Regions from separate parts of the Homo sapiens genome. Here region 1 is linked to region 2. The links are chromatin loops, found by intact Hi-C in ENCODE. Cell type or tissue: HepG2. All regions are shown on one strand. Each heading gives the region's core, and the rest is flanking DNA. Links, peaks and the distances in the headings are about the cores only.

What was found. Hi-C counts contacts between places; a loop is a spot of excess contacts. Peaks named below come from ENCODE experiments on the same cell type or tissue, not always from the same donor. Only the 100,000 strongest peaks of a DNase experiment are listed, where the experiment ranks them.
Region 1: a loop joins it to region 2, with 4 times the contacts of the local background. A loop is called at or near these places in 9 of 110 quality-filtered maps.

The regions. Positions count from the first base shown.
Region 1 is chr14:34,445,391-34,455,267 of GRCh38, reverse strand. The region is part of intron 1 of SPTSSA (serine palmitoyltransferase small subunit A); the gene reads left to right. Among named protein-coding and RNA genes, the nearest start is that of SPTSSA, 12 kb to the left of the region's middle. RefSeq lists a silencer at 4,291-4,585. In HepG2, for the core only: no CTCF peak of the experiment used is centred there; a DNase peak (open chromatin) is centred at 4,477.
Region 2 is chr14:34,326,193-34,336,069 of GRCh38, reverse strand. No RefSeq gene overlaps it. Among named protein-coding and RNA genes, the nearest start is that of SPTSSA, 130 kb to the left of the region's middle. In HepG2, for the core only: a CTCF peak has its summit at 4,242; DNase peaks (open chromatin) are centred at 3,139, 3,729 and 4,229; H3K4me3 peaks cover 1,292 bases.

The sequences.
Region 1 (9,877 bases), core at 3,455-5,954, 120 kb before region 2:
TTACAGGTGCCCGCCGCCATACCCTGTTGATTTTTTGTATTTTTAGTAGAGATGGGGTTTCACCATGTTAGCCAGGGTGGTCTCAAACTCCCAACCTCGTGATCCGCCCACCTCGGCCTCCCAAAATGCTGGGATTACAGGTGTGAGCCACCTAGCCCGGCTCCTATTTTTTTTTTTTCTCAAGATGGAGTCTTGATCTGTTACCTAGGCTGGAGTGCAGTGGCGCAATCTTGGGTCACTGTAGCCTCCGCCTCCTGGGTTCAAGCAATTCTCCTGCCTCAGCCTCACGAGTAGCTGGGATTACAGGTGCCTGCCACCACACCCGGCTGATTTTTGTATTTTTAGTAGAGAAGGGGATTTACTATGTTGGCCAGCCTGGTCTCGAACTCCTGACCTCAGGTGACCCACCCACCTTGGCCTCCCAAAGTTCTGGGATTACAGGCATGAGCCACTGCACCTGTCTGGGAAATGAACAATTGTAAGATTAGGAAGTAATGTGGGAGAAGTGAATACATTTATAAGGGAGGATGGGAAGGACAACCAGCAAACCACAAGAATTCTCAGACAGATCAAGCTCTGGGAGTACGGTGGAAGCAGACCACCTTTAACCGGATTCTCCTTAAACTATCCTAACCTCCTGGAAAGTTGTCTTGTTAACTCCAGGGCCCTACTGCTTTAGTTTGAAGAAAACTGCTCTAGCCTGTTTAACATGTTAGCCTTTATATTTGGCTGATTCAGTGAGAATGTTAGGATATCTCTTAACTGTACTCCTTAGAATATTAACTTTTTCTTTAGTAGTTTTTGGTTGGTAAAGGTTGAAAATAATGAAAACTGTGCTTAACAAGAACTAAATGGTCTATACCAGGACAGGCAGAGAAAGTCATGGTTGGGTTAATGGCAGTGGGAACAGACCACACATTGATATTCTGCAGCAGTGTTTCAGCATGTGATTCTAGTGATTTGTGAGTAGTGATCACTATAGGTCCTGTCTCCATTTTCTTAAAGACTTTGTGATTCCTCCAGACTATGAGTGTTGTAACATTTATGGCACATAGGAGCTAAGATAGATTTTTTTTTCCCCCTAAAACAGGGTCTTGCTCTGTTGCCCAGGCTGGAGTTCAGTGGCTGGCATGATCTTTAGTTCACTGTACCCTTGAACTCCTGGGCTTAAGTGATCTTCCCGCCTCAGCTTCCCAAATAGTGGGGACTACAGGCACACACCACCATGCCTGATTAATTTTTAAATTTTTAGTAGAGACAGGGTCTCACTAGGTTGCCTAGGTTGGTCTTGAACTCCTGGCCTCAAGCAGTCCTCCTGCCTCAGCTTTCCAAAGTGCTCGGATTACAGGTGTGAACCATCGGACCTGGCCTCTTTTTTTTTTTAAAAGAACAAACCCCAAATGCTCAAATTTAGTAATTTAAGCTATGTGTTCTAGAAGATGTACTTGATAGAGGATATATACTTTTTATAAATTGGAATGTTGAAAAAATAGTAGTTATGATCAATAGTTATGAGAAATAGAAGTTTTACTAATACAAGCGTTTTGGTCAGCATGTATTATATATGTTTCTGAAAAACTGCAAAATAATATGGTTTATAGGAAAATATTATTGAGTCAGACCACTTAAAATGTATGCAATTTAGTAAGCAAGCACTAACAAACACAATACTTGGCATCTTGAGGGAATAACTTGGATGTCCCAGACAGGCAGGCAGCTCAGCTTCACTGGAAGCTGCCCGAGGGGACATGAACAAAGCATGGACAAAGTTGAATGGAAATGTCAGCAGTAGGTGCTGATGTAATACAGACAGTGTGGGCTGCCATTGAGGCAGTGTAGGGCCAGTGCCACCTGCCACATTGGCTGAGAGCTGTGCTACCCTGGAGGTGCCTTTCTCTGAAGAGGGAGACTGGGTACAAATGCGAATTTCTGATTTTCTTAAAATAGAGTTAAAAGGACTTCTGCCTGTATAGCAGCTGAGTTGAGAGATGTTTCCTGCAGAAGGTGATACAGTTGACCCTTGATCCACTTGGGGGTTAGGAGTACTGCCCCCAGGCCCTCATCCTCACCCTGCAGGCAGTTGAAAATCTGTGTACAACTTTTGACTCCCCAGAAACTTTACTAATAGTCTACTTTTGACTGGAGCCTTATTGATAACATTAACAGTCGATTAACATATTTTGTATGTTATATGTATTATATACTGTATTCTTATAGTAACGTAAGCTAGAGGGAAGAAAATCATAAGGAGGAGGAGGAGGGGTTGGTCTTGCTGTTTCAGGGGTGGCAGAGGCAGAAGAAAATCCATGTATAAGTAGACCTGCACAGTTCAAACCCATGTTTTCAAGGGTCACCTAATTATTTTCCCACTAATCTGCTCCCCTAAATGATGAAATATCCCATATGAAGGAATATAGCTCCTGTACTGTACTAGTCGTATGTGAGTTATCTGATGTTACAGAAACATGTACTGTAGCAGAACAGATTATAATTCAGAGCAGACTGGGAAATTTTTCCCCATAACACTGGGACTTCAAATCTTCCTGAGGGTAATAGAAGCTCAAATCAATAAATGTGTGCCAGAGACACTATAACCTTAGTGTCTCTGGGATTAGAGCTACAAACCATTTCCAGGATTTTAGTCCACAGTGAAAAATTTTCAGTCCGTGATCATTACTCATTTCAGCAGCATGCTTTGTTGTTTGTTTAGTTTTAAAAGAGCTTGTCATCAAGTTGTAGTTTCTAAAAACAATTTTCATACTTAGGTTTGTATAATCAGCACACTATAGAAAGCTTAGAGAATGGATTTTGCTTGCTAAACACTAATTTCTGATGGTGATGTGCTATCCTTTAACATGACCCTTGAATATCAAATTGGTTAACATACAGAGGACTGTGACAGTATAATATTGTGACAGTATAATATTTTCCACTTGTTTCAATGTAAGAAAACTGGAAAAGTATCAAGAGATAGTTGATATATCTAGGAAAAATTAACTTTCTTTTTTTTTTTTTTTTTTTTGAGATTGAGTCTCACTCTGTTGCTCAGGCTGGAGTGCAGTGGCGCGATCTTGGCTCACTGCAACCTCCGCCTCCCGGGTTCAAATTCTCATGCCTTAGCCTCCCGAGTAGCTGGGAATACAGGTGTGCGTCACTGCGTCTGGCTAATTTTTGTATTTTTTTTGGTCTGACCTCAGGTGATATGCCCGCCCCGGCCTCCCAAAGTGCTGGCATGGGATTACAGGCGTGAGCCACCACGCTAGGCACTTTCTTTACATTTCTGTTGGTGATGATCTGCAGTTTTTTGAGGTCAAAGGAAAAGAAAACTACAGTAATAAGGAAGCTTTCCTGTTTGGGGCTTCATTCAGTAGCCTGCAGCTGCTTTCACTTAGGGCTTTGATTGCTTTTCAGTAAACAGCATATGATAATACTTCGTCAAATGCTTTGTTTTCTTTTTTCATTAAGATGATTTCTTAGATTTATCACAACTCTTGAGTATTTCTAAGGTTAAATAGCATTTTAGAATTGATTTTTTTTTTTTTTTTTTTTTGAAACAGAGTCTCGTTCTGTCGCCCAGGCAGGAGTGCAGTGGCGCGATCTCACTGCAAGCTCCGCCTCCCGAGTTCACGCCATTCTCCTGCCTCAGCCTCCGGAGTAGCTGGGACTACAGGCGCCCGCCACCGCGCCCGGCTAATTTTTTGTATTTTTAGTAGAGACGGGGTTTCACCGTGTTAGCCAGGACGGTCTCGATCTCCTGACCTCGTGATCTGCCCACCTTGGCCTCCCAAAGTGCTGGGATTACAGGTGTGAGCTACCGCGCCCAGCCTAGAATTGATTTTACAAAAGAAATTTGATTAATATAGGATTGGATTGCTTTAAATGTTGTTTTAGCTTTGCTTTTTAATGTGACTATATCATTTAGTCACATTTAATGTGATTTAATGTGACTTAAATAATTGAAATTATTTAGACTAGTGAAGATGTATAAGTCATACCCACTGGAACAAAGGTCTATGACCTTTTCCCGGTGAGAAACTACCTTTAAGTTTTCCAAAGTCTTGTGATTAGATTACTAAAGTGGGTGATGATAGTTTAGAGTTACTGATTGGAACAGGAAATGTTAGTTGCTATGGTTTTGTTTCTAATGTACTGTATTTATATGTAAAGCATTTCCTCTCTTTATTATAGGACTTTTTTTTTTTAAGTTGCTGATAATGGTCTTTTTATGGGCCAAAAAAAAAAAAAATCTTTATTTCTTTCCTAGCTTGCTGGAAACTTAGCTTATGTTTAGGAGATTCCTCTTAAAGAAAGAGAAAACAACATACAGATTCTATATATGGCTTCACATCTACTTGCTTTTATGTCCATGGAACCCATAAAATATTTATGTTATGCCCAGGTTATGAATAACCTCTGATTGTTCATTCAGCCCTTGAACAAACATTTATCTTCAGCACCTGCACAGTATCCTGTCACATTATTTGCTCAATTCTGGGATGGTTCATGAAGCAACTGCTTTACCAAGCAATGTACTATGGCTGGAAGCAAAGGCTCAGTAGGGGTGCTCTGTCAAACACTTAAAAGTCAGTGTTTAGAGACAAGTTATAAACACAAAACAGAACAGCCCATTTTTTAGTTTTTGAGGTTGTATTCTATTCTTGTTCTCTATTGCTTGAGTCATGGAACCCCCTCTAGAATATAGACCTGATTAATTTGTATACAGCTACTGGCACTTATGCAAACAACAAGAAGAGTTCGGTAAATAGAAAGATTACTCCATTACTTTGTATATTACCTTCCAATATATGTGTATTGCATAAAACGGATTAATTTTTACATTTTTTCTTTGTGTACATGTGAAACAGAAGATTGCTTTATGGACGATTGACAGGTGGTACTGAAACGTCCTCTTCAAACAAGTGGGATCCTAAAATGTTAATGAAAGAAAGGACCTCATTTTATGAAGAAACTCAGGTCCAGAGAGGTTGTGTCATCCCAGGATTACACTGTAAATTAATAACAAATTAGTAGCAGGATGAACTTGGGCAAACATAGACAGTCATGATGTTAAATGCTCAAACCCTCAAAGAACAGTTTTAATGAGGATTACATTGCCTTCTCTTGCAGAATAGGTTCGATTCTGAATTCTCACAACCCTGAAAGATAGGTGATGTGTGTCCACATTTTATTGATAAGGAGACTAGTGTTAGAGAGCTTTTGACACAAACAGGGATGGCAGAGTTATGACTCAAACCTGGGTCTCCTACAGTGCTGTACTGTTTCTCCTACCCATTTCTTAAAACTCACAGTGTGTCAAGGGTACTTTAAATTTTGAGAGGCTTGTTACAGAATGAGATGGATTGAGAAATCTATACCAGATAGCAAATTATAGCCGGTATACTCTGTTATGTATATGTTTAGCTTTGTGAGAGCACTTTGAAGTGTGACAATAAAACCAATGCCTAGGTCGGGTGTGGTGGCTCACGCCTATAATCCCAGCACTTTGGGAGACTGAGGTGGGCGGATCACCTGAGGCCAGGAGTTCGAGACCAGCCTGGCCAACATGGTGAAACCCCATCTCTACTAAAAATATAAAAATCAGCTGGGCGTGGTGGCACGTGCCTGTAATTCTAGCTACTCGGGAGACTGAGGCAGAAGAATCACTTGAACCTGGGAGGTGGAGGTTACAGTGAGCCAAGATCGTGCCATTGCACTCAGGCCTGGATACAGAGCAAGAAATTGTCTCAAAAAAAAAAAAAAAAAAGGGAGGCCGGGTGCAGTGGCTCACGCCTGTAATCCCAGCACTTTGGGAGGCCGAGGTGGGTGGATCACCAGGTCAGGTGATCTAGAAATTAAAATTTTTGTTTTTTTTCAAGACAGGGTATCACTCAGTCATCCAGGCTAGAGTGCAGTAGTGTTATTTCAACTCACAGCAACCTCTGCTTTCTGGGCTCAAGTGATATTCCTGCTTCATCCTCCCGAGTATCTGGGACTACAGGCATATATCACCATGCCTGGCTAATTGTTTGTTTTTGTAGAGACGGGGTTTCACTATTGTTGCCCAGGCTGGTCTTGAACTCTTAGTCTTGAACCAAGGTGATCCTCCCACCTTGGCCTCCCAAAATGCTGGGATTACAGGTGTGAACCACCACACCTGGCCTGCATTTTTTGATTATTAGAAGTTCCTCACTGTCCTGTTATGTGCTTGTTCACTTACTGTGTCCCTGTATAGCTAATTTATTATTTTTTAAAAAACTTTTTATCTTTTTAGATAGAGTCTCACTCTGTCATCCAGGCTGGAGTACAGCCGTGTGATCTCAGCTCACTGTAGCCTCAACCTCCCAGGCTCAAGTGATCCTCCTACCTCTGTCTCCAGAGTAGCTGGGACTACAGGTGCGTGCCACCATGCCCAGCTAATTTTTTAATTTTTTTGTAAAAAATGAGGTTTTGCCATGTTGCCCAGGCTGGTCTCATATTCTTGGTGTTAATGGTGGAGGGTATCCTGGTTCTTGGCATCTTGAACAAAGAATTGGTCAAAACGCACAAACAAAGCGAGGAAGGAATGAAGGGTTTTATTGAAAATGAAAGTACACTCCATAGTATGGAAGTGGGCCTGAACATAGGGGCTCAAAGGCCCGGTTACAGAATTTTGGCGAGTTTAAATATCCTCTAGAGGATTCCATTGGTTACTTGGGGTATGCCCTATGTAAATGGAGAGGATGAAGTAAAGTTACAAAGTCATTTACTTGGCCTACACCCTCTGGAGAGGATATTTCCTGTTATAGCTGAAGTGTGAATCGGCCTGATGTTCTCTGCCTCCAGACCCTATTTTCCTGCCTCATCTCCCCACTTTGAGATGTGATCCCCATAAATCTTTATGGGAGGCAGAGGGACCAATGTTCTTTTTCTGTAACTACTTCATGCTGCCTTGAGGCCTAGTCCCTACCTATTGGGGACCATGGAACTCTCGCCCTGCTCTGTCTAGTGAAGGTAGGGTAGCTTTTTTTTTTGAGATGGAGTTTTTGCTCTTGTTGCCCAGGCTGGAGTGCAGTGGCATCGTCTTGGCTCACTGCAACCTCCACCTCCCGAGTTCAAGCGATTCTCCTGCCTCAGCCTCCCAAGTAGCTGGGATTACAGGTTACCCACCACCATGCCCAGCTAATTTTTGTATTTTTAGTAGAGATGGGATTTCACCATGTTGGCCAGGCTGGTCTTGAACTCCTGACCTCAAGTGATCTGCCCACCTCAGCTTCCCAAAGTGCTGGGATTACATGCGTGAACCACCATGCCCTGCCAGCAGGGTAGCTTCTTGATGGCCAGGGGTGGTGTCTTCACCTGGAATTGGCTGGAACCTTTGTTGCATGATCATCTGAAGCTTGATGGTTTCTAGGCGAGAGGGAATGAATTTGGTTAAAAGATTTAATGGGAACTTCAGAGGTGGATACCTATGCTGTCAGAAATGTTTGTTACAGAGATTTGCAGAAGAAAAAACAAAACCTTGTCTGTTCTAGAACCCATGTGTTTCCCTAAAGTCTTAGCACAAACAACCCCGTTTTGGTTTGGTTTGGTCTGTTGGGGCCCAGTGCATGAACTTAGTCCAAAACAATGGGCTTCCAGAATTTTGTTGAAAAAATTCCCCCTTTTTGTTCAGGTTCTTACTTAGGTGAGAGTATGAGCAAAACTTAGGGCCATAGCACCACTCTCAGTTACCATCATTTTCGTTTCCAGTCTCAGCACATCATTTATAGGTTAAGTCCTCATGGTTGCACATTTCCTTCAGCTCTTGTCATTCCAGTTGAAGAGCAATCATATGACATTCTAGAGATGGCTGCATGGAAGCATTTAAAACCTTTGAGAGAATACAGCACTCCAGGGAGACGATTATTATGACTGTTGGGAGGATAATACCAAGAGTTCGGAGTATGCTCCTTACCCGGGTCACCATACCAAACCACCTAAAATTATGTAGATTAAAGAATGATCTGGATGAAGTGTCTGCTTGCTTGACCAAATGGTCTTTTTTTTTTTTTTTTTTTTTTTTTAAGAGATGGAGTCTCGCTCTGTCACCTAGACTGGAGTGCCATGGCACAATCTTGGCTCACTGAAACCTCCACCTCACAGATTTAAGCGATTCTCCTGCCTCAGCCTCCAGAGTAGCTGGGATTACAGGTGCCTGCCACCACGGCCGGCTAATTTTTGTATTTTTAGTAGAGACGCGGTTTCACTATGTTGGCCAGGCTGGTCTCGAACTCCTGACCTCAGGTAATCCACCTGCCTCGGCCTCTCAAAGTGCTGTGATTACAGGTGTGAGCCACTGCGCCCAGCTGAGTAAGTGGTCTTTTCATTAATCCCCTACAACTGAATTTTTATAACCTGCATTCTATGTATTTCTCGATAGGCCACAGGTGCCAGCAGCTGCACAGATACATGTCTGTTTAGCCAATTCTATTATTTAGCATAACTTTCACAAGAGAATTTAAAATCTGTTGTGTGATGATAGCCTTTAAAGTAGAATGTGCTAGAGAGCCTATCATGAGGGATACATTTCTAATCATTGCTTCTTTCACTTTAAACCATGGAAAAAGAGCCAAATAACTGATGCCCTTCTAGAAGAGGGAAGGCCTCCTGGCAATGTTCTCTTTAACCCATGATGTGGGTTAAGAGGAGTGAACCAGTGTTTTATTTTTGACTGATTATGAGGCAATGTATATACCATTAAGGTTTCTTACCTACATTGGGCCTTCATTTTTTATCTGTCAAAGTATAAGATTACCCAGGTAGAAGGCTGGCTGCAGACCCCTTCATAAATAAAAGTACACTCCATAAATCCACATAACAGACCCCTTTTCCACTTCTATTGTTTGTAGAGATGTAGGCAAGAAAAAAATATTCAAAGATAAGAGTTTCATGATAGTAAAGTCTTAACCTGTGAACTTGGAAAAGCTGTTCACATCAAGGATGCTATCTTCTTGGGAGAAATTTCCCTGGTTGGCTTTATCTCAAAGGTTCCAATGGATGCAGTTCCAGAAGTGTGCAGGGACCCCTCTCAGTTGTGAGACCATGAACCCAAAGCCCAAGGTCCCAAAGTTTTGTTGTAGTGTGGATGGGGAGGACAGTCTTTCTCTGATGTTCTCAGAAGATTCAAACGATAAAAAGCTTTTTTTACCTGGTGAAAATACACTGTAGTGTAGTAATCTACTGTTACAACATCAGCCCTCTTGCATGGGAAAGCTTTTATACAACCAGATATCAGTGGAATGAAATCGCTTTGTAAAATATTTAAATGGCCCACCAGGTGACCAAATGTACGTGAAGCTTTAATTGTCTTCCCAGTAATATGGGACCAAGCATTGGTTATAAACTATTTTAAACAATTTTAGTATCAACTGGTTTGATTTGGTTATTTCTGTGGTTTACAATGACAACATAATAAGCATAATTATAGTTGATAGCGTATACTTAGACATTAGAATTTTAGAAATCCCATACAATTTTGGAATATACATTAGTATTATTCACAAAAATGTAACCTAAAGAAGACTGAACATCGTTTTGGCAATCCCGTGTATGTAAACATGTCAAATAATCCTGTTTACCTCTTTTCTGGATGTTTTCAGGGACCCTCTGATACATCCAGAGAGCCAGGCATTAGGAAAGACAATTTTGAAACTGAAGTTTGATTTTGGAATTCCAGATTACCATATATTATACGTTTTGCCAAAATGATGACTCAGAAATTTTATTTTATTTTATTTATTTATTTTTTTGAGACAGAGTCTTGCTCTGTCGCCCAGGCTGGAGTGCAGTGGTGTGATCTCGGTTCACTGCAACATCTGCCACCCAGGTTTAAGCAATTCTCCTGCCTCAGCCTCCTGAG
Region 2 (9,877 bases), core at 2,801-5,300:
TCATTTACATAAGGCTTAACACCAAGTAACCAATGGAAACCTCTAGAGGGTATTTAAAACCCAGAAAATTCTGTAACAGGGCCCTTGAGCCCCTATGCTCATACCTGCTCCCACCCTGTGGAGTGTACTTTCATTTTCAACAAATCTCTGCTTTTGTTGCTTCATTCTTTCCTTGCTTTGTTTGTGCATTTCGTCTAAATCTTAGTTCAAAACACCAAGAACCTGGACACCCTTAACTGGTAACAGAAGGGCTTCTTACTAGCCTAGTCTTCTACAAGAAATTGAACTGGAAGGATTCAAGAACAGAACTTCTGAACTAAAACAAAATCTTGGAAAGATTAAGGCAGAAAGGTTTCTTTAGTTTGGTCTTCATCCTTATTTTCCTTCCAGCCAGGATTTGGATTGATGGAGAGTATTGATTAATATGAAAGATTTGGGGCCTGGTGCGGTGGCTCACAACTGTAATCCCAGCACTTTGGGAGGCTGAGGCAGGCAGATCGCTTGACCCCAGGAGTTCAAGATCAGCCTGGCCAACATGGTGAAACTCCATCTCTACAAAAAACCCCCCAGATTAGTCAGGCATGGTGGCATGCACCTGTAGTCCCAGCTATTCCAGAGGCTGAGGTGGGAGGATCACCTGAGTCCAGGAAGTCAAGGCTGTGGCAGGCCAGGTCTCACTAACGCAGGCCTCCATAACAACTGTTTCAGCACTGACTGTGTAGTTAACTTAAATATTAAAAGCTGAAAGAGCCAGTGTCCTTACACAAAGGCTGGGATGTAACAAAAGCCCACCAAGAGCTTTGCCTAGGTCTTTCCTGGGCCTTAAAGCAAAATAATGAAGGAATTCTTAACAGGACCTGTTTAGGATTAAACAAGTTTTATTGGGGGTCTGAAGAAACTCCCCAGGCCTTCACAAACTCCTCAAACCTTCATGATTTAGCAGGAGACAAAATAAGGTTAATCACTCCAGCAACTGGACCCATTTAGATTGAGTAAATTTACTGAGGCTCCAGAGGAAGGTCTTCAGGACTCACACCTTAATTTTAGATTAAAAGAAGTTAATCACTTATGTCTTTTGATGAATGCACACTTACATGTAGACTTATAGCTTAAAAGGTATATAAGCTCTGGAAAACTTTGTAATTTTGAGTTAGTCTGGTGATAATTTCCAGGCCTTCTCCTTGTAACCGGTTGCAGAAATAAAAATCTTCTTCCTCAGTTCATCTGCATCTTGTTATTAGGCCATAAGAAATAGCAGCCCGACCCTCAGTTTGGTCCGAGAACAAGGCGGCAGTGAGCCATGATTGTGCCACTGCACTCTAGCCTGGGTGACAGAGCAAGACCCTGTCTCAAAAAGAAAAAAAAAATTGCAAATGTTGAAGATTGTGGATTTCATGGATTTTTTTTCTATACAGGGACTGCATTATCTCAAAAAATTAAAAACAGCCAAATTCTCATGTGTCTTCTGAACTGGGTTAATTGCTCTTGGGAGTTTAATTTTAGTTTCTGAGGCCTCTGACTTGCCAGAGGCAGTGTTAGACATGGGGTCATCAGCTTTCCCCAGAGGACTTCCTTTTAGTTAAGAGGCTTGTTTGGGGCTGGAAGAAGGGAATTTTTTTTGGTGGGGGAAGGAATGTGAAAGGATGGTAGTGCTTTTTCTTGGGAGCTGTGCTCACAAGGTCTGAGTTTTGTATGTTGTTTATTTACCCAAAAGGGGAAAACTGCAGTTATCTAATGTTATATGCAGGATATTCCCCAAACCCTGGGACAAGCAAGGTTTCCCAGGTACCTGTTTCTTTTTTTTTTTTGAGATTAGTCTGTGTCACTCAGGCTGCAGTGCAGTGGCACGACCTTGGCTTACCTCTGCCTCCCGGGTTCAAGCGGTTCTCATGCCTCAGCCTCCCAAGTAGCTGGGATCACAGGCATGTGCCACCACACCCGGCTAACTTTTTGTATTTTTAGTAGAGACGGAGTTTCGTCATGTTGGCCAGGCTAGTCTCAAACTCCTGACCTCAAGTGATCTGCCTGCCTTGGCCTCCCAGGTACCTGTTTCAAAGATGAACTGTTTGTGGTTTATGGAAACTGAAGTCTGGCCCTCTAGGGTAGAGTTTAAAGGGACATCTTATTTCCTAGTCACAGGAAGTTTTCTTGCAAAAGTGGGATCATCTATTGAATTCAAACCTGTGTCCCTCATAGGTTAGAGCCTGTGTTCTGGGCCTTGTATGGTTCGCCAATGTAATAATTACCTGGAAAGTTTGGATCCCTTCAACTCACACACCTCCACTACTCAGGTGTCAACAGTAAATGGGTCTCAGGATTCTCAAGGTGTGATGCTTTGGGGTGTGGGTGGTACCCACAAATCTGTTCTTGTAAAAACCTGAGTGGCCCTTAAAGTAAAAGTTTGAGGGGATAGAAAGGAAACCTCACCTTTGGGCCACACACCCTCCTTGCTCTTCTCTGGGTGTTCTTTTTTTTTTTTTTGAGACGGAGTCTCGCTCTGTCGCCCAGGCTGGAGTGCAGTGGCGCAATCTCGGCTCATTGCAAGCTCCGCCTCCCGGGTTCACGCCATTCTCCTGCCTCAGCCTCCCGAGTAGCTAGGACTACAGGCACCTGCCACCGTGCCCGGCTAATTTTTTGTATTTTTAGTAGAGACGGGGTTTCACCGTGTTAGCCAGGATGGTCTCGATCTCTTGACCTTGTGATCCGCCCTCCTTGGCCTCCCAAAGTGCTGGGATTACAGGCGTGAGCCACCGTGCCCAGCCTCTGGGTGTTCTTGTCTGAGAGGCAGTAGTGTCACTGGTAGTGGGGTTGTGACTGCAAGGTGTCCAAGTTCTTGGCATTTTGAACAAAGAATTGGACAAAACGCCCACCAAAGCAAAGAAGCAACAAAAGAATGAAAGCAGGGATTTATTGAAAACGAAAGTACACTCCGTAGGGTGGGAGCGAACCCGAGCTGCGGCTCAAGAGCCCGGATACAGAATCTTCTTGGGTCCAAATACCCACTAGAAGTTTCCCATTGGCCACTTCATGCTCATCTCATGTAAATGAATTGGTAGCCTACAATCAGTCTCGTTGCAGAAAGCAGCCAACCAGAGGCTGAAGTTACAAAGGTCACTCCTGTGCAAACCTATCAGAGGCATTTTGCAACCAATCGGAGGCTAGGGTGAAGTTACAAAGTTATACTTCTATGTGCAAACGAAGACTTGGCCTGCAATCGGTCTGACTGGTTGTGGACCGCAACTATTCAGAGGCTGGAGTGAAGTTACCAAGTTGCAAAAGAAGACTCCACCTGCAATCAGTCTGATTTGTTGTTGACACCCAATTTCCCATTTGTCGTTCAGAAAAGGTCAAAGAGAGTAGCCTCTGGTCGTTTTGTTGCTTAGGTGTGGAAAGTTAGGGTTTTCCTTTCAATTTAGTTCTAGGAAGTCTGCGTGAAGGTTTCCTGCCTCCAGATCCTATTCTCCTGCCTCAGTAGGAGCCTTTTTAAACAAGCCTCTTGTTAAAAAAACAAAACAACCTCTAGACAATTTAAATTTAGCAGTTTATTTGAGCAAGGAATGATTCATGAATCGGGCAGCACTCAGAATTACAAAAGATTCAGAGAACTCTGCAAAGAAGCAGTGATATAGAAAACAAGTTAAAGTACAGAAATAGCCTGGTTGGTTGCAGCTCAGCTCTTGCCTTATTTGGCCTCGGGTCTGATCAGTTGGCAGCCTGTGATTGGCTGAAGCTGGGCTGCAGAGGGGCTGAGACTCAGCTGTTTGTTATTCTCCCAAGTTAGGTTTTCAGTTTATGTGCTAAGTTAGGTTGCGGTTCATTACCTAGGAACTGAGAGTACAGAGACAGCCTCAGGTCAGGGGCCTTTCTTATTTAACACTCTCATGATACATTTTTCTGCGTGAATATGCATTTAATACATGGACATGAAGCAAAGCTGCAAAGGGTGCAGCTTTTCTGGACCTGAAAAACAAGTTGGGTTAAAGCAGGTGAGGCTTCCCCCTCCCCATCGGTGTGTATATAGTTTCTTATCCCTGCCTCACCCTTCCTTCTGCCATTTGCCTTGGCAGTGTGATTTGTATCTGTAGTGCTGGTTGGGGCAGGTGAGGTTTAGTAGGGGCAGTTTATGAAGGCTTGTGTTTGCACACTCTGAGATTTTGGGCCCAGCCTGGGTGCCCCTGAGGACAGGTCTGAGCTGGTTCCAGGGTATGGCTTCCAATGCTGGAGCGTCCTGCTGCTCTCTGCTGCCCCCTGGGAGAATATTCTCACACTGCCGTTCCAGGTCAAAGGCAGGAAGACAAGGTATTAATAATTTCCAGGTGGAACAAACTGGGGGCTCGGCGTGAGAAGAATTTCACTGGTTAGATTCACGTATCGAGAAAAACACACAACATACCTAGAGACTATGGAAAAATCCATGCACTCCAGCCTCTTCATCTGCAGCTTTAATTCTCACGAAAGCATCCCCACATGTGATTGTTTCTGTTCCTTGTGTCCTGGCTTTAAGATCTCATTTCAAACTTGTCATTCTCCTTAATAATAAAAATCTTGTCAATCCCTTGCTGAAATCAGGTCTGTCCTATTTCTCAGATCTGTTAGTTTGGAAGTCCCATTTATAGAGGTGATAAGATTAGGCATGGCTTGTCCTTAGTGAACCTTAGTGCTTCCTTTTCTAAAAGTGGGCATAGTGTACTGGTTACGAATATGAGCTCTGGAGTCAGGGGAGTCTCAGGCCCATCACTGAGAACGAGACTAATGCCTGCCTTCTGTGGTGAGGATGAAATGAGATGATATATAGAAAGCACTCTGTGTAGTGTCTATCTCATAAGCCAATGAATGTTGACTGTTTTGTTATTTCCTAAGTTCTTATAATTCATTCATTAGTTTGTTCCAGACTCTTGAATGGTCTCCAAGTCCTCTTAATTTGTTGACTGCATTCTTCATGATTTCTCCACTGTGATACTCTATGAGAAACAGCAGACACGCAGACACAAGCCTTGACCCAGTGGGGTCACAGTGGGTGGTGGGGAAAATCAGTCTCAGACCCAGTCATGACAGGGGTTAAAGTGAAGGTGCTTTTGGCAGATCACACATGTTCTGCATAAAAGCCAAATCTGCTCTGTTTCCAGTATGTCTAAACACTTCACCTTTAACAGTAAAAAATAAAAACATAAAAACTTTGCACCCTGAGATAAATCAGAAGTATCAGAGTCACCCTGACAGGCCTGGTCCCCAAATAATAAAACGTGAATGTTTATTGTAAACTTGGGCACCTTCCAAAACAAGCTCCCGGACCCCATATTTGCTATGTGGATGTTTAGAGCTATGGCGAGAGCTTTGTGAATACAGCAGTCAAGTGAGTAAGTTGCTGCTTTCTCACCAGAAACACGTGAATGGATATTTTGTAACTTTGGTAATACTGCACATTTTCCCTTTAAGTCCTTGTTATATTTTTTATTTAACCGACCAGTCCTTCAGAAGTCTGATTCTCTTGCTCTCTTTGAAGGTGAACTTTTCTTTCCTTTTGTAAATGCCTCTTTCTCTGAGTATTTTGACACTGGTTGTGCCTTGCCTGAATCATGATGAGGTACAAAGTCTCAAAAGATGTTCCATTTGGTCCACTTTGTTATTAGGTTAAGATTAAAAAAAATTTGAGATACTTTGAGAGTATAAATACTCTTAAGAAGTATAAGTACTTTTAGAGTATAAATACTTGAGAATTACCCATGAGAAGTGGTGAAAATAGTATAGTGAGTTCCCATATACCCTTAGTTTAAGATAGCATCTTAACCCCAGCACATTAGCAAACCAGGAAATTGACATTGGTATTAACTAAAGTTCAGATTTTATTCAGATTTCACCAGTTTTTATATGCACTTTTTTTTTGAGACTGAGTCTCGCTCTGTCGCCCGGGCTGGAGTGTGGTGGTGTGTTCTTGGCTCACTGCAACTTCTGCCTCCCGGGTTCAAGTGGTTCTCCTGCCTCAGCCTCTGAAGTAGCTGGGACTACAGGTGCATGCCAACAAGTTTGGCTAATTTTTTTTTTAATAGAGATGGGGGTTTCACCATGTTGGCCAGGCTGGTCTTGAACTCCTGACCTTAGGTGATCCACCTGCCTCATCCTCCCAAAGTGCTGGGATTACAGACATGAGCCACCACACTTAGCCTATATGCACTTTTTGTGTTTGTGTATGTGTGTGTGCATAGCTCTGTGAAATTTTATCACGTGTAGATTTATGTAAACACAGCCACATCCAGGGTGCAGACAATTCCATCACCCAAAGAAATTCTGTGGTGTTACCACGTTATACTTACACTTTCTCCCTAACCTGACCTGTGACAACTATTGCTCTGTTCTTCATCACTATAATTTTGTCATTTCAAGAATGTTATATAAATGGTCCATAGAGTATGTAAACATTTAAGATGAGCTTTTTTCACTTAGCATAATGCACTTGAGATCCATCCAAGTCATACGTATCAGTATGTTTCTTTCTGTTGCTGAGTAATATTCTACTGTATAATGTACTGCAGTGTATTTCACTATTCACTTGTTGAAGGATGTTTGGGTTCTTTCCAGTTCTTGGCTATTACAAATAAAGCTGCCATGAACATTTATTTATAGTTTCTTAGTGTGCATGTAAGTTTTATTTTTCTAGGTTTCTGGATGACCATCTTATGTTATAAATTGTGTTTGCAGTTGTATTTATAACACAGCTGGTGTTAAGTTGTGCTTCTTGGATTATCCTGTGTGCATGAGAAAAGAACAGAAGTAACTTAGGATGTAAGTGATGCATTTAGACCAAGCGAAGTCAAAAGCTATCATGACATTTGATGCTAATGGTGATTTGACAGTACTTCAAATAGAGTCAATTGGTAAGAGAATTGAGCCATCACAAAACACGTGGTAGTATAAATATGCCAAACTCAAAAACATTTGTGTGGAAACATCAGTTCCGTAGCTGTGTTGTGAAGAGAAGAGTGATTTCGTTCCAGCAGAAAAACATCATCTACCTCGTTATATTAAAACAATTGTTCATTTGGATTTTTATTGGTTTTATAGTTTTCTTTTTTATTTCATTTATAAATTTGTTTTAATTTTATGGCTGTGGACTGGCACATAATCAGCTTAACTACTCAATAAAACCACTATAATATATGTGATTTAATAATGGTTGTGGTATTGAAGAAAGGCAAGGTACAAAACAAATACACTATATTGAAAAAGCTGTAAAGGTGGGAATTTATATCATGTTTTGTTTGTACATATTAATATAGTTGGCATTTTGGATCAAACAGACGTAAAAATAAAGGTGCTTAAACAAATATAGAAGGTCTACTTATCTTATAAAAGTCTGAGCTGGTAGGTGGTGTAGTAGGGTGGGTCGTCTAGATACCCAAGCTCCTTCTAGCTTGTTGTTCTACCTTCTCCTGGATCAGTGCTTCTCAAATTTTAGTGTGAATATGAATTACTTGGAGATCTTATTTAAATGCAGAGTTTGGCATCAGTAGGTCTAGGGTGAGGCCTGAGAACCCCTATTTCCACAAAGTCCCAGCTGCTGCTCCTTCTGCTGGTTCGCAGGCCACATTTTGAATAGTAAGGTCCTGAGTACTGCCTTCATTCACATGGTTGAAGCAGTTTCATCCCCACTTCACTGGATTTCCAGCTATGGGAAGGGGTCCAGGGGAAGTCGAGGACTGGCAGCGTCTTAATGAGAACATGACCAGAAGTTGTTTATGTTCTCTTCACTTCTCACTGCCAAAACTTGTCATATGATTGTACTCAGTTGCAAGGGAGGCTGCAACATGTAAGCTCTGGGTAAAACTTGATGAATTCTATTAACGAAAAGGAAGGTAGGGAGAATTAATGCTAAGGAACTGTTAGTGGTCTCTGCCACAATATTTCATGAGAATTTAAGGCAACACGGGGTTTATGAGAATTTTTTCCTTTTGAAGAGGTGCATGCATTACTTAAGTTTGAGAAACACTAATCTGAAGTATACTGTGAAGTTCCATTTTAAGAGTTAATAAGGTTAAGCATAGCTTGTCCTTAGTGAATCCATAGTGCTTCCTTTTCTGAAATTGGGTATAGAGTACTGGTTCAGAAGGTGATCTCTGGCAGGGCACAATGGCTCATACCTGTAATCCCAGCACTTTGGGAGGCAAAGGTAGGACGATCGCTTGAGCCCAGGAGGTCAAGGTTGCAGTGAGCCATGATTGTGCCAGTGCACTCCAGCCTGGGCAATAGAGTGAGACCCTGTCCCAAAAATGTTTAAAAAAAAGGAAAAAGAAAACAGAAAGTGGGCCGGGTGCAGTGGCTCACGCCTGTAATCCCTGAACTTTGGGAGGCTGAGTTGGGTGGATTACCTGAGGTCAGGAGTTCGAGACCAGCCTGGCCAACATGTTGAAACCCCATTTCTACTAAAAATACAAGAAAATTAGCTGGGCATGGTGGCACGCACCTGTAATCCCAGCTACTCAGGAGGCTGAGGCATGAGAATCGCTTGAACCCTGGACAGCCGAGGTTGCAGTGAGCCGAGATCATGCCACTGCACTCCAGCCTGGGCAACAGAGCGAGACTCCATCTCAAAAAAAAAAAAAGCATGATCTCTGGAATCAGAAAAGTCTCAGGTCCACCACTGAGAATGAGAGTAATGCCAACCTTATATTGTGGGGATGAAATGAGATGATATATGTAAAGCACTTTGTATAGTACATATACCTGTAGTAGCATTCATAGAAGAATTTTCATAATCTCTGCTTTGCCTACCTTTTCAATATCATCTCTCCCTATGAGCATACCTTTTGTGCCAACTCTTGAATGATTTATTTTTACCTGAACAAACACGGTCTCACATCCCCATGTCTTTGCATACGGTATTCGCTTTGTCCTTCGCCATCAGTCATCTGCACCCTAATTAGGGCTGGTTGGCAAAGCAGTATTTCATGGCATGGAGTGTACCCCTCAGCACAGGCAGAAGTTTTGCAAATTTGTGGTTTCTATGGAGACCCCTCAAGAGACAATGGATGGATAAACACAAATGGTAACTGTGTTGGAACCTCTCAGCCTTCTGTTTTGCTGATGGGGGCCACACTGAATAAGGCCCACGTAGCTATAATGAGTTTTGCTGTATAGAGATTCTAGGACAAACCTAGAAGCTAAGTGTCCTGGATTCTATTTGAAGATGTTATTGACTCCTTGGGAAGCCTTAAGATACTCAATTAACTGCCTTGAAGAATACTAGTTTATTTCTTTAAGTTGGAGTATGTAACAGGCTAAGGTTTTCCTTTCTTTGAGAATATCCTACAGTTTCCTACAAAGCGTCAAAACCGTGTGTGTGTGTGTGTGTGTGTGTGTGTGTGTGTGTGTGAAAAGAAATATAAAATTCCCTTTTCTTATTTTGGCTTATCTTCCCAGTTGGAATAAAATTCTCAACACATTTTTTCCTGGATGCACTCATAGTTCAAATGATGTTCCTTTAGGAAAAAAACCAAATCCACAACAAAAATTACCCATAAGATTTAATAAACCCACTGTATTTTTCTGTTCTTTTTCAATTCTATTTTCCATGTATTTTCATCCTTTTATAGCAGGAGCTCATCATTACTTTTTTTTTTTTTTTTGGTAAAATCATTGCTGTTTTTTTTTCCTGTCTAATTGCCTCATTGATTCATTTACCTAATAAACTTAATGGCTGAATTAAAAATAATTACGTGAATGAAAATGTAACCTCCTACAAGTCCTCTACTTCTTTGCACAAGGTTTAACTTTTAGAGAAATAGGTACTTTTGGCCGGGCGCGGTGGCTCATGGCTGTAATCCCAGCACTTTGGGAGGCCGAGGCGGGCAGACCACTTGAGATTGGGAGTTTGAGACCACCT